2 separate regions of the Homo sapiens genome follow, and region 2 is linked to region 1. Evidence: read pairs that join two places in POLR2A ChIA-PET (ENCODE). Cell type or tissue: Panc1. All regions are shown on one strand. Links, peaks and the distances in the headings refer to the core of each region. The heading gives the core; the rest is flanking DNA.

Evidence for each region. Peaks named below come from ENCODE experiments on the same cell type or tissue, not always from the same donor. Only the 100,000 strongest peaks of a DNase experiment are listed, where the experiment ranks them.
Region 2: POLR2A ChIA-PET joins it to region 1 with 6 read pairs; 3 of 35 experiments call an interaction of 5 or more read pairs at or near these places.

What each region holds. Positions count from the first base shown.
Region 1 is chr2:189,164,260-189,169,652 of GRCh38, reverse strand. All of the region lies in intron 1 of COL5A2 (collagen type V alpha 2 chain), which reads left to right. Among named protein-coding and RNA genes, the nearest start is that of COL5A2, 13 kb to the left of the region's middle. In Panc1, for the core only: no CTCF peak of the experiment used is centred there; no DNase peak of the experiment used is centred there; H3K4me3 peaks cover 765 bases; H3K27ac peaks cover 4,481 bases.
Region 2 is chr2:189,236,540-189,241,932 of GRCh38, reverse strand. It overlaps a transcript of COL5A2 not described here. Among named protein-coding and RNA genes, the nearest start is that of COL5A2, 59 kb to the right of the region's middle. In Panc1, for the core only: no CTCF peak of the experiment used is centred there; no DNase peak of the experiment used is centred there.

The DNA of each region.
Region 1 (5,393 bases), core at 254-5,253:
TACAGAGAAATAAAGAAACAACTTTTGCTCTCAGAGAGATTAAGCCTAGCATAAAAATTTTAAAATGCAATTTTTATATTTTATTCTACTATGATCATTTTGGTAATATATCAGTGATTTTATCTGTGTGTTAATAAGCTTTTAAAACCCATTTAAAATTTTTACTGTTCAAATAAAAAGGCCATATTGTATTATTTCCTTTTGTAGGTTTACTAATACAAAAAAAGAAAGAAAGAAAAACAAAAGGCATTTCCCAATGGAGAGTTTCTAATGGCCCCATGATCTGAAGCATCACTGCCCCTCCCCTGTTTCGCAGCCCCACATACATTTACTTTGTGCTGGTTCCCAGTGTGTGAGCAAGCCAAGCATGATCCACTCCATGCCCCAGTGCCACCTCATGCCTGTCTACCATCCCTGTCTGCTTCAGAGTTTAGTTTGTGAAACTATGATAATCATAGAAGTCTCTATTAAAAACTGGAAACCTGTTTTCCACTCTGCATTGCTCTGAGTTGCATTTGGAATGAGAGGCATTGCTTCACTGCACAGGGATTTACAAAGCAGCTCCCAGGACTATTCGGATACAGTAGTAGGGGTGACCATCTTTTCCCAGACTCTGTAGCAAGTCTCTTCACTTTCCAAAAGCTGTTAATTTACCTCACTCCCTTCACTCCCAGGAGATTTTTATGAAATTGACTCCAGAAAGCAGAAACTGGTGTGGGATATTGGCACATTTTTCATACTCACACTTTCCTTACTTTGCTGCACTGTTCTTTCTTTGTAGGTTTTCAAATTCATAATAAAAAATGATGGGTTTAACTTGGAAGGAGAGATGCAGGTGGAATTTTACCAGATAATTTGTAGCTATGAAATTCTTTAATTAAATTTTTGATATTCAATATGGTTGTTCTGTGGTCATCAACTTTAAATTTTTTTTATTATGGAATTCTGAAAATATGGATGGTTCCCATAGCAAATACAATTTATTTATAGAGATTTAATATTTTCATTTAGCTTTCATAGTAATAGGCTTATTTGCTCTTGAGGTAGAAGAACCTCTCAGATTCATTTATGCTAGTTTGGAAGTATTTTAAAGCTTTTTTTTTCTCATTCTTTCGTTCTCAGATTTTTATATTAAATAAATGGAAAGTTACAGTTTAATTCAGGGCACTATGGTTTTCATGTTGTGATGAAGTTTCAGCCAGAATTTTTGGTGAAGTGGATTGGACAGTGAGGTTAACTGACTACCATGGAAAGATTAACTGCAAAGTTCCTAGTTTTCTGATCTTTGGCTACAAACATAAAACTTCTGAGGTTTCAGCAAAAAGGGCTATATTTGCTTTGAGAGGACAGAGGGCACTGACCATTCCATGTTAAGCGAGAGATTCTGTTGTAAGAATTAAAAAAAAAAAAAAAAACCCGGGCACAGTGGCTCACGCCTATAATCCCAGCACTTTGGGAGGCCAAGACGGGCGGATCACGAAGTCAGAAGATCGACACCATCCTGGCTAACACAGTGAAACCCCCGTCTCTACTAAAAATACAAAAAATTTAGCCAGGCGTGGTGGTGGGCGCCTGTAGTCCCAGCTACTCGGGAGGCTGAGGCAGGAGAATGGTGTGAACCTGGGAGGCGGAGCTTGCGGTGAGCCGAGATGGCGCCACTGCACTCCAGCCTGGGTGACAGCGAGAGTCCGTCTCAAAAAAAAAAAAATAGGAGTTTGTACTGGGAAAAAAGAGACTTGAGGCTGATGAATGAAGAGCAACTGCAAATTCTATCAGGGAGCTGGTGTTCAAGCCTTTAAGGTGCTACAGTGTTATGCCCTTCTAGGTGTTATTTTGTGAAACTATGATAGTCATAGAAGTCTCTATTAAAAACTGGAAACCTGTTTTCCACTCTGCATTGCTCTGGGTTGCATTTGGAATGAGAGGCATTGCTTCACTGCACAGGGATTTACAAAGCAGCTCCCAGGACTAAAAAAAAAAAAAAAAAATCACTTCTTTCTTCAATCCTTCCCTATTTTTCCTTAAGTTTTGATAATTGTTGATGAGATTAGGCAAGTTTTTTATTTGTGGCTTTTGTTGTTCTCTCTTAAGCATAGTGTAGCTGAACTGAATTTTGCTTAGACACAACTCATAGGTTTATAAACCAATGGAGTTCTCATTAGCCTAGAAATATTTCCTTATACAGTACTTAGAATCATTTTTGTTTGTTTGTTTTAAAAAATGGAGTGGGGGAGTGTATTCTGTTATGTAAAGGATGACAACAAATTGAATTAGAATTAGTTCTATAAAGATAAATCAGTGAATAGGCTCTAAGTTTCACTGTGGGTGTTTGTGTTGGGGCATAGGAAGGATGACATAATAAAATAGAATTGGTAAGTTTTAGTATATTCAGCATATAAATACATCTTGTAAAGTTGCCAAGTGTCCCGCTCACCTGAGCTACCTTGTGCCTCTTGACTTTCCTTGGGTGCAACATTTGCTAAAGTCCTAGGAGTAAGAGCAGGTCCAGTTCTAAGAAAAAAATTTTGAATACCTGGCTTATTTTTAGTTTTTAAGGGAAATATGCTTTCATTCACCTTTCTGTCTGAAGGAAAGGCATTTTTCAGGATTGGGAGGCCATCCTTGCCTTTCCAGTGTTTTGCACTAAGCTCCATCTGGATGTCTTTTTCCCAGATTTTCTTTCAAATTTCAGACTTTTCCTTCCAGCCTGACCTCTTATCACAATTTACCTGTTTGGCATTCTTTTCTTTCCGAGCCTCATGGGGAGCTAATATAGTCCAGATGCCCTATAGTTAGCGTCCTAGGACACAGATTTAATGATATTATGCTCTTGTCATACAAGCTTGTTATATGGTAATTTGCCTTTTAAGATCTTTTTCTCAATATTTTCTCGCCACGAGAATCAACTGACATACTGGCTCTGGGTAAAAGCCCCAGTATCCCAGATGGACTCCGTGGCTCACACTACAGACGAATAAAATTCAGCTGTCATAGACACTCTACTTGCCCACGGAGGGTTCCACAATCCAAATGTTAAAATTACTTCAAGTCTTTTCTAATAGAAACTGAAAGCTGTCTGGTTATAATCAAAATGGAAATTTGCCAGCCAGATTCCTACTGTTTCTGAAGAGGGATTTTGAGTTTCTTCAGGATAGAACCCTAAAATTGCCCCATGGTATATGCCCAAAGTGACCTAACTTGGCCAGCTGAATTTCAGGGAGATGCTTTCCAAGATGACAATTTCACTGGAATAATTTCAGAATAGGTAGTTCTCTGCCCATAATGTCCCTTTCCTGTCTTAGGTGATTTAAAAAAAAAAAAATTCAACCTGTCTTTCTTCTCTTCAAAAGCAAGTTTCAAGTCACACCTGGGTAGAACCTTATGCCTCTATGGAGACTGCAGGATGTGGAAGACAGGAGAGAGGGTATGGAGAGCAGCAAGAGCCTGGGAAGAAGGGCTCTCCAAGAGTATATAAGTGATACCAATGGACAGGTGGCTCACATAGCATCATTGAAATGCCTAAAATGTAAGGCTCCATGCTAATTTAGTATGACCATATCTAAGTGATGTCTTGGGGGATTTATTTAGTGAATTTCAAAAAATTTGGAAAAGTAGATGACATCTCTCAACATATGTTCTTTGACTCTTCTATTTTTTACCCTATTTTTTAAACATAGTCATTTTAGAATAAATAAATAGATAAATAAATAAACTGTGTCACAATACTATATTCTTTCGGCTAAAAGCACATATTCCGTCAACTAGGCCTACAGGCAGTAGGAGTAGGACACTGACTCAGCAATGAGTTTTTGTTTTAAATTGTTATTTTGGGAGCTTCCCAAGAGTTCCTGTTACCATTTTTCTACATATAGAGCTTTTTACAGTTAGCACTTCTTTTCCATTTACTTTCAATACACAGTTAACAAAAGAAGGGTCTTTGGATTCACATCTTTGGGTCCAGACTTTGCCGTTTGCTAACCTTGTGACCTTGAACAAGTTCCTGATCTTCTTTAAGATTCAGTTTCCTCTCCTCGTCTGCATATTGAGGAGTTAAATTAAAATGCATGGCCTTAATGGGCACTGAAGAAATGTGGATGTTATTAGTACTTTTAGAATGGATTCCCTGATTGGCTCATTACAGACTTTTCCTCCAATAACTAAAACAATTTTTATCAGATTATTCCCAGTTACTAGGTTTGATAGGAGGAAGGATAAGGGAGCAGTGAATCCTAGGCACCTGGGACAAAATTGGGGAGGGAGTGGAAGAGGAAAAACTATAACTGGGAGATTTGAAATGACAATAGTAAATTTTCATTTACTATGTATTTATATTTATAATTATTTTTACTTATCTCATGTTTTTCCCTTTGGGCAGGTTTGTGCTTAGCTCTTGATTATTTACAAAGCATTTCAGGAAAAGCAAACCAGCAAAACCCCCAAAAATTATCCTTTGGTATTAGAATGCATTTGGCAAATTAAGTGGTACATATACACATTTAATTTAATTCTTTCTTTCTAATATAAAGTTTTTGGCAATTGTTTGCACATTTGCCTTTGGTAGAGTTGTTTGAGAAAAGTGGAAATATGCTTAAGATATGAAACATCTGTTTATTTTAATGATATTTTACTGATGTCAAGACAGACTTATTTGAGCCCTGGGGCAGTATTTTTGTGAGGGATGGCATGCACCTTGCCTGAGCAGTCAATGAAGAGAAAGCAGCTGTTTGAGCTTGCTCAACTTCTACTAACTCAACGTGGATAGAGTCCAGATAGCAACTGGCCCTGTGTCAGATGACTGCAATAAAGCTCTCTTTCCTTATAAATTCTTTATAAACATGATGTGTTGGGGTCTTAATTTTCTCATTTACAAAACAGAGATAATACTTTATATTTTTCTACCTTATTGGTTCAAAAGAAAGAGTTCATAATTTCTGTAGAAATTCTTAGTCAGCTGTAAAACCCTATTACATAAGCATATATTATATTACATAAAGGTGTTATTATTTAGCATGCTTTTACTGTAATGAACAGTTAGCTAAATGCAAAATAAAATTCTTCTCTGAAGTAAACAATAATAATAATAATCAAAAGGAATATAAGACTCTCCATAGAAATAAAAGAAGGTAAAGTTGTATTTTTTCAAAATCATATTTAAATCTTTTATTTAGCAAAATAAAATAGACTGCTTATATAACTATCTAGAACATCTCCCAAAGCCCCAGAATAGGAATTAAATAGTAAAAAAAAAAATAAGAATAGAGGCTTTGACTTGAGGAAAAACAGAACAGATAGAAAAACAAAATGTGATTTTTCTGCTATAACTGGACTGTAGTCTCTCTACAAGTGAAATGTAGCTTCCTGGCAGAAGCCTGAATCACTATTATTATTACTTT
Region 2 (5,393 bases), core at 249-5,248, 72 kb before region 1:
TGGGATACCATTTGGGGCCTGCCAAATTAGCAAAGGTTGGGTAGGGGAGAATACCTGGTACCAGCAAAGTACCAGTGCAAATGAGTATAGTTTGGTGGAATTAACTTGGCAATAATGGTCAATAATCTTTAAAATATCACTCAGCTTTGGACCCAACTACTTTATTTCTTAACCTTTAGTCATAGGACAATCAATGTAGTAGCTAAGAGAATAAAGGATATTGGGAAAAATATTTTTATTATTTTCTCGAACAACGTTTTGCTTTGTCACCCAGGCTGGAGTACAGGGGTGTGATCATGGTTCAGTGCAGCCTCAACCTCCTGGGCTCAAGTGATCCTCCCACTTCAGCCTCCCAAATAGCTGGGACTACAGGTGCATGCCCTTCTAATTTTTTTATTTATTTTGTAGAGATGGGGTCTCAATACGTTGCCCAGGCATAATTGTTGAACAATAGGATAATCGTGGAAAATCCATTCAAATGCTTGTGTGTAGAGAAAGTAAATCAAATAGGAATCTTCAGTAACACAGAGCAATGTTCATTCAATTTATTTTATTTTATTTTTATAGATCCTGGGGGTACAAGTGCAGTTTTGTTACATCAATATATTGTCTAGTGGCTTTTAGTGTGCCCATTGCCTAAATAGTGAATGTTGTACCCAATAGGTAGTTGTTCATTCAATTTAAATAGTTGAAAAATAAGTTTACAAAAAAAATAGTAATTAAGGGAAAAAAGGGAAGATGGTCTACAAGTGCTGTGTTGTTTGTCAGAGAATAATGAGGATATGTGGTGGGGTCTGTTGATTATATCTGATGTGAAATAAAACAGGGCACTATTGAACATTATAGAAGATTGAAGATGAAAATGAAAAGGATTTAACACATTAACTTTGCGTGGCAAGCTGTTTGGTTTTAATGATAAAATAATACGTGATTAGATTTGGAAGTTTGAAGTCCAATTTGTGGGAACAAATCCCAATGAGTAGCAAAGAAAAAATGTTATTAATATGGTTCTATTCTTGCAGTCTATTTTATGAACACATTTTTGTGTCTTAGATTTTCCTTTTATGTCTTAGATTTTATTGATTGCACTTGAGAGCCACCATGAAGCTTCCTCTGAGAACCTGGAGATAAAGTAAGATTTATTCCTCTGAAGATTATATTATGAAAATAACATGTAAAGGTTTGGAAAAGAGACCTGCAGAACTGTCTTAAAGACACTGGGGGACTACTGGGCCAATAGGACTGGTGAAAAACATGGATCAGGCAATCACAAGAGGAATTGATTGGGTAGAGAAACTCAGAAAGGAAAAAGCAGAGTCAAGACATAAAACACTGACAGCATCATCCCTGGACTTTACAGGCATGATCTCATTTTAAGTTATCCAATACTTTAAACATTACTGTCTGCTACAGAGTAAATGTTTGTGTAGCCCTAAAATTCACACGTTGAAGTCCTAATCCCCAGTGTGATAGTATTTGAAGGTGCAGCCTTTGGGAGGTAACTGGGGTTAGATTAGATCACAAGGATGAGGCCCTCATGATGGAATTCATGCCCTTATAAAAGACACAAGTGTTCTCTCTCTTTGCCATGTGAGAATACAGTGAGACAGTGGTCACCTACAAGCTATGAAGAGGGCCCTTGCTAAGAATCAAATCTTCTGACATCTTGATCTTCATCTTCCCAGCCACCAGAACTATAAGAAACAAATGTTTGCTGTTTAAGCCACCAACGGCTTTTGTTATAGCAGCCTGACCCAATTAAGGCATTTTTTGGTAAGGCTACCTTCAGTATTTTCTTCAAATATACTAAATTTAAGGCCTAAAGCTGAATTTGGCTCACGTATATCATTAACTTGACTTGTTTGGTTTTTGGTTTTTGTTGTTTTTTAAAATATTGTGTTAGTTTTCTAACACTGCTATAACAAATGACCACAAATCTAGTGGCTTAAAACAGTACAGAGTTATTATCTTCCATTTCTGGAGGAAGAAGTCTGAAATGTGTCTTATCTGGCTAAAATCAAAGTATGAGCAGGCTTTGTTCCTTCTGGAGATGCTAGGGGACAATCAGTTCCTTGTCTTCTCTAACTTCTAGGTCCTCCCGCATTCCTTATCTTGTGGCCCCCTCTTCTGTCTTTATTTTTTTATTTATTTTATTTTATTATTATTATACTTTAAGTTTTAGGGTACATGTGCACAATGTGTAGGTTAGTTACATATGTATACATGTGCCATGCTGGTGTGCTGCACCCATTAACTCGTCATTTAGCATTAGGTATATCTCCCAATGCTATCCCTCCCCCCTCCCCCCACCCCACAACAGTCCCCAGAGTGTGATGTTCCCCTTCCTGTGTCCATGTGTTCTCATTGTTCAATTCCCAACTATGAGTGAGAATATGCGGTGTTTGGTTTTTTAAGCCAGAAACGTTGCATTTTCAGATCGCACTCTCTGACTCTGACCCTTGTTTTTGTTACCATGTCCCCTTCCCTCACTGTGTTCCTCCTGCCTCCCTCTGCCCCTTGTAAGGACTTTTGGAATTACACTGGGCACACTTGGAGAATACAGGATAATCTTTCCATCTCAAGGTTCTTGATCATCTGCAAAGTCCCTTTTGGCATGCAAGGTAACAGGTTCCTGGGAATAGGTCAGGGGCATTTTGTGAGGCCATTATTCTATTATAATTATTAACATTAAAAAAATCTGAAGATAAACATTAAAAATGTAAAGTTCCAGAGTCTCTTTAAAAAATCAGAAGTTCTGTCAACACTTGGGTCTACACTCCCTGTGATGATGATCAGCTAGAATTGAATATCTGGTAGTTCCTTTTGTAAACACCTTGGTTGCACTTCAGTTGACCAAAGTTCATTTGGGATGACTTTGCTAACTCATATTACCTGCCTAGCCTCTAAAGCATTTGAATTTTTATTTTCTGTGTAAAAAGAATACCTAATTGTATTTTAAACAGAGTATAATAAATATTTTATTTTTCTAAGTAATTATTACCCTTTTTAAAACCTGACCTCTGATTATAACTTGGTTTCTTTGAGTCCCCACCCAAATCTTATCTCGAATTAGAATCCCCATAATCCCCACGTGTCAAGGGAGAAACCAGGTGGAGAGTAGTTGGATCATGTGGGCCATTTCCCCCATGCTGTTTTTGTGATAGTGAGTGAGTTCTCACAAGATCTGATGGTTTTGTAAGGGGCTCTTTCCCCTTTGCTCAGCTCTTCTCCTTCCTGCCACCTGGTGAAGAAGGTGGCTTGCTTCCCCTTTGCCTTCTGCCATGATTGTAAGTTTCCTGAGGCTTCCCCAGCCATGCTGAACTGTGAGTCAGTTAAACCTATTTCCTTTATAAATTACCCAGTCTCAGGCAGTTCTTTATAGCAGTATGAAAATGGACTAATACACTCTCAGGCAGTTCTTTATATAGCAGTATGAAAACAGACTAATATATTGTATTTTCTTAGGGATACATAACAAATATTCTAGTTCTGTTTAGAATCTTATTTCCTACTGGAAGTTTATCCTTTTGAATTTTGAATTAATGCTTCAGGTTCATGATCCATTTTCAATGTACAGGAAAGATCAGGTCTTTGAGGCTGCAAAATGGAGGTCTAGTTCCTGGTAAGTGATTAATTAACAAGATGGCGATGCTCAGTGGGATCTCTTTGGAGATGTCCTGCTGTCTGCCTCATTTGCATTTTAAAACATCAAGAGAGAAATAAACCAACATACTCATATTTATGACATATTTATCACATTTTTATTGGAGCAATGCAAAATTCTCAAACAGAAGAGGAGAAACATAGCTGAAGCTATTTCAGAAAATTAGAATAAATTTTGTTTTATACATATTTATTTTGATGTTGAATGCAAACTATAATAGCTCGCAAATATATTATATTCCCAAGACCCATGGACAATTTCAATTATGATGGAAATATTTTGTTCTGTGAAAATACTGATTAAGATTAGCTCTATTTTCCCATCCGATAAAAGCTATAAAATGGTTCTAAAATATAAATGGTGATTTTTAAGTTTATTGAACACAAAACTGAGCCTTGAGATAGTGTCAAGGAAATCCAAAGTTCATCAAATGTAGAGTTATAATTACTTCGCCACATTTAATTGTTGTTTTTTGAGTTTCATAAATTTCTATGAACAAATGGAAAATTTGTGCCAAATAAAAATTTATATTTGCATTTATTATTAAAAGTACACACTTACAGTCTGTCATTGCAAATTTGTTTGGTCTATAGTGGTTGGATATATTGCCAAAATCACTATAATATCAGCAATTATGCATATTTTAGCTTTTACCACAGTAATGTTCTACTTATATATCATCAAACTCATTAACTTCTCTGAGGTGCATTTCTTAATTACCCTAGACCAATGTCATTCCTCAGTCCTATGAATTCCTTTGCCACTTATTATGTGTATCATTTCATGTATAATTTAAGAAAATCTTTTTTTACCAGCAATATTGACTACTATATTCATTTGCTTGAGCCCAGCTGTCTTTTTTTTTGCTGTTATTGTCTTACAAAATTATCATTTCTAAGACCTTATTCTTATCCTCTTTTGTAAACTCTGTGAAATAAGAGATAAAATTGAAAGAACAATAAAAGAATAAAATGGGAAGGGTGGCATAACTTCTAAAAAAATACTAACAAATAAAGCATATATGGTGGAGGAAATAGTGTTCCTGAAGTAAAAAAACAATTGCAACTGGAATAGGAAATTATTAAGGTATACATTTAAAAAAATCTTTCTTGAACTGAGGTAAACAGTAAACCTCTAGATCAAAAGAGTAAACCAGATTCCAGATAAAAATAGTAATACTCAATTGTGAGCCAGATCCTGGCATTATCGGGCTTCAAGAAAAAAGAAAGACCTTACAACAGACAGAGAATCCTTTCTAATCTAAATGTAAAAGGTAATGAAGTATGGCATTTAGAAGAATAGGAGAATAAAATCTTTGTGATTCTGGAGTAATACATACTGTTTAAACAAGATACACAAATTGCTAACTATAAAGAAAAACATTGATAAATTAAACTACATTAAAGTTAAGAACTTATTATCATAAGTTATCATTAAAAGAGTGAGTGGGAGTTTATTTGTCATGTATTTGACACACATATGAATACTTATATATATAAAGGTCTTACATATCCATAATACTTAAAGAATGCTTGCACATCAGTAAGAAAATGTCAGATAGCCCAGTGGAAACATTGGCAAATGACTTGAATAGACACTTCACAATAGGGGATATCTTGGTAGCCCATAGACCTATAAAAAGGATCTCAACTTTATTTGGTCATCAAGTAAATTGCAAATTAAAACCAAAATGTGATGCCACTCTACACCCACCAGACTGGCTAAAATG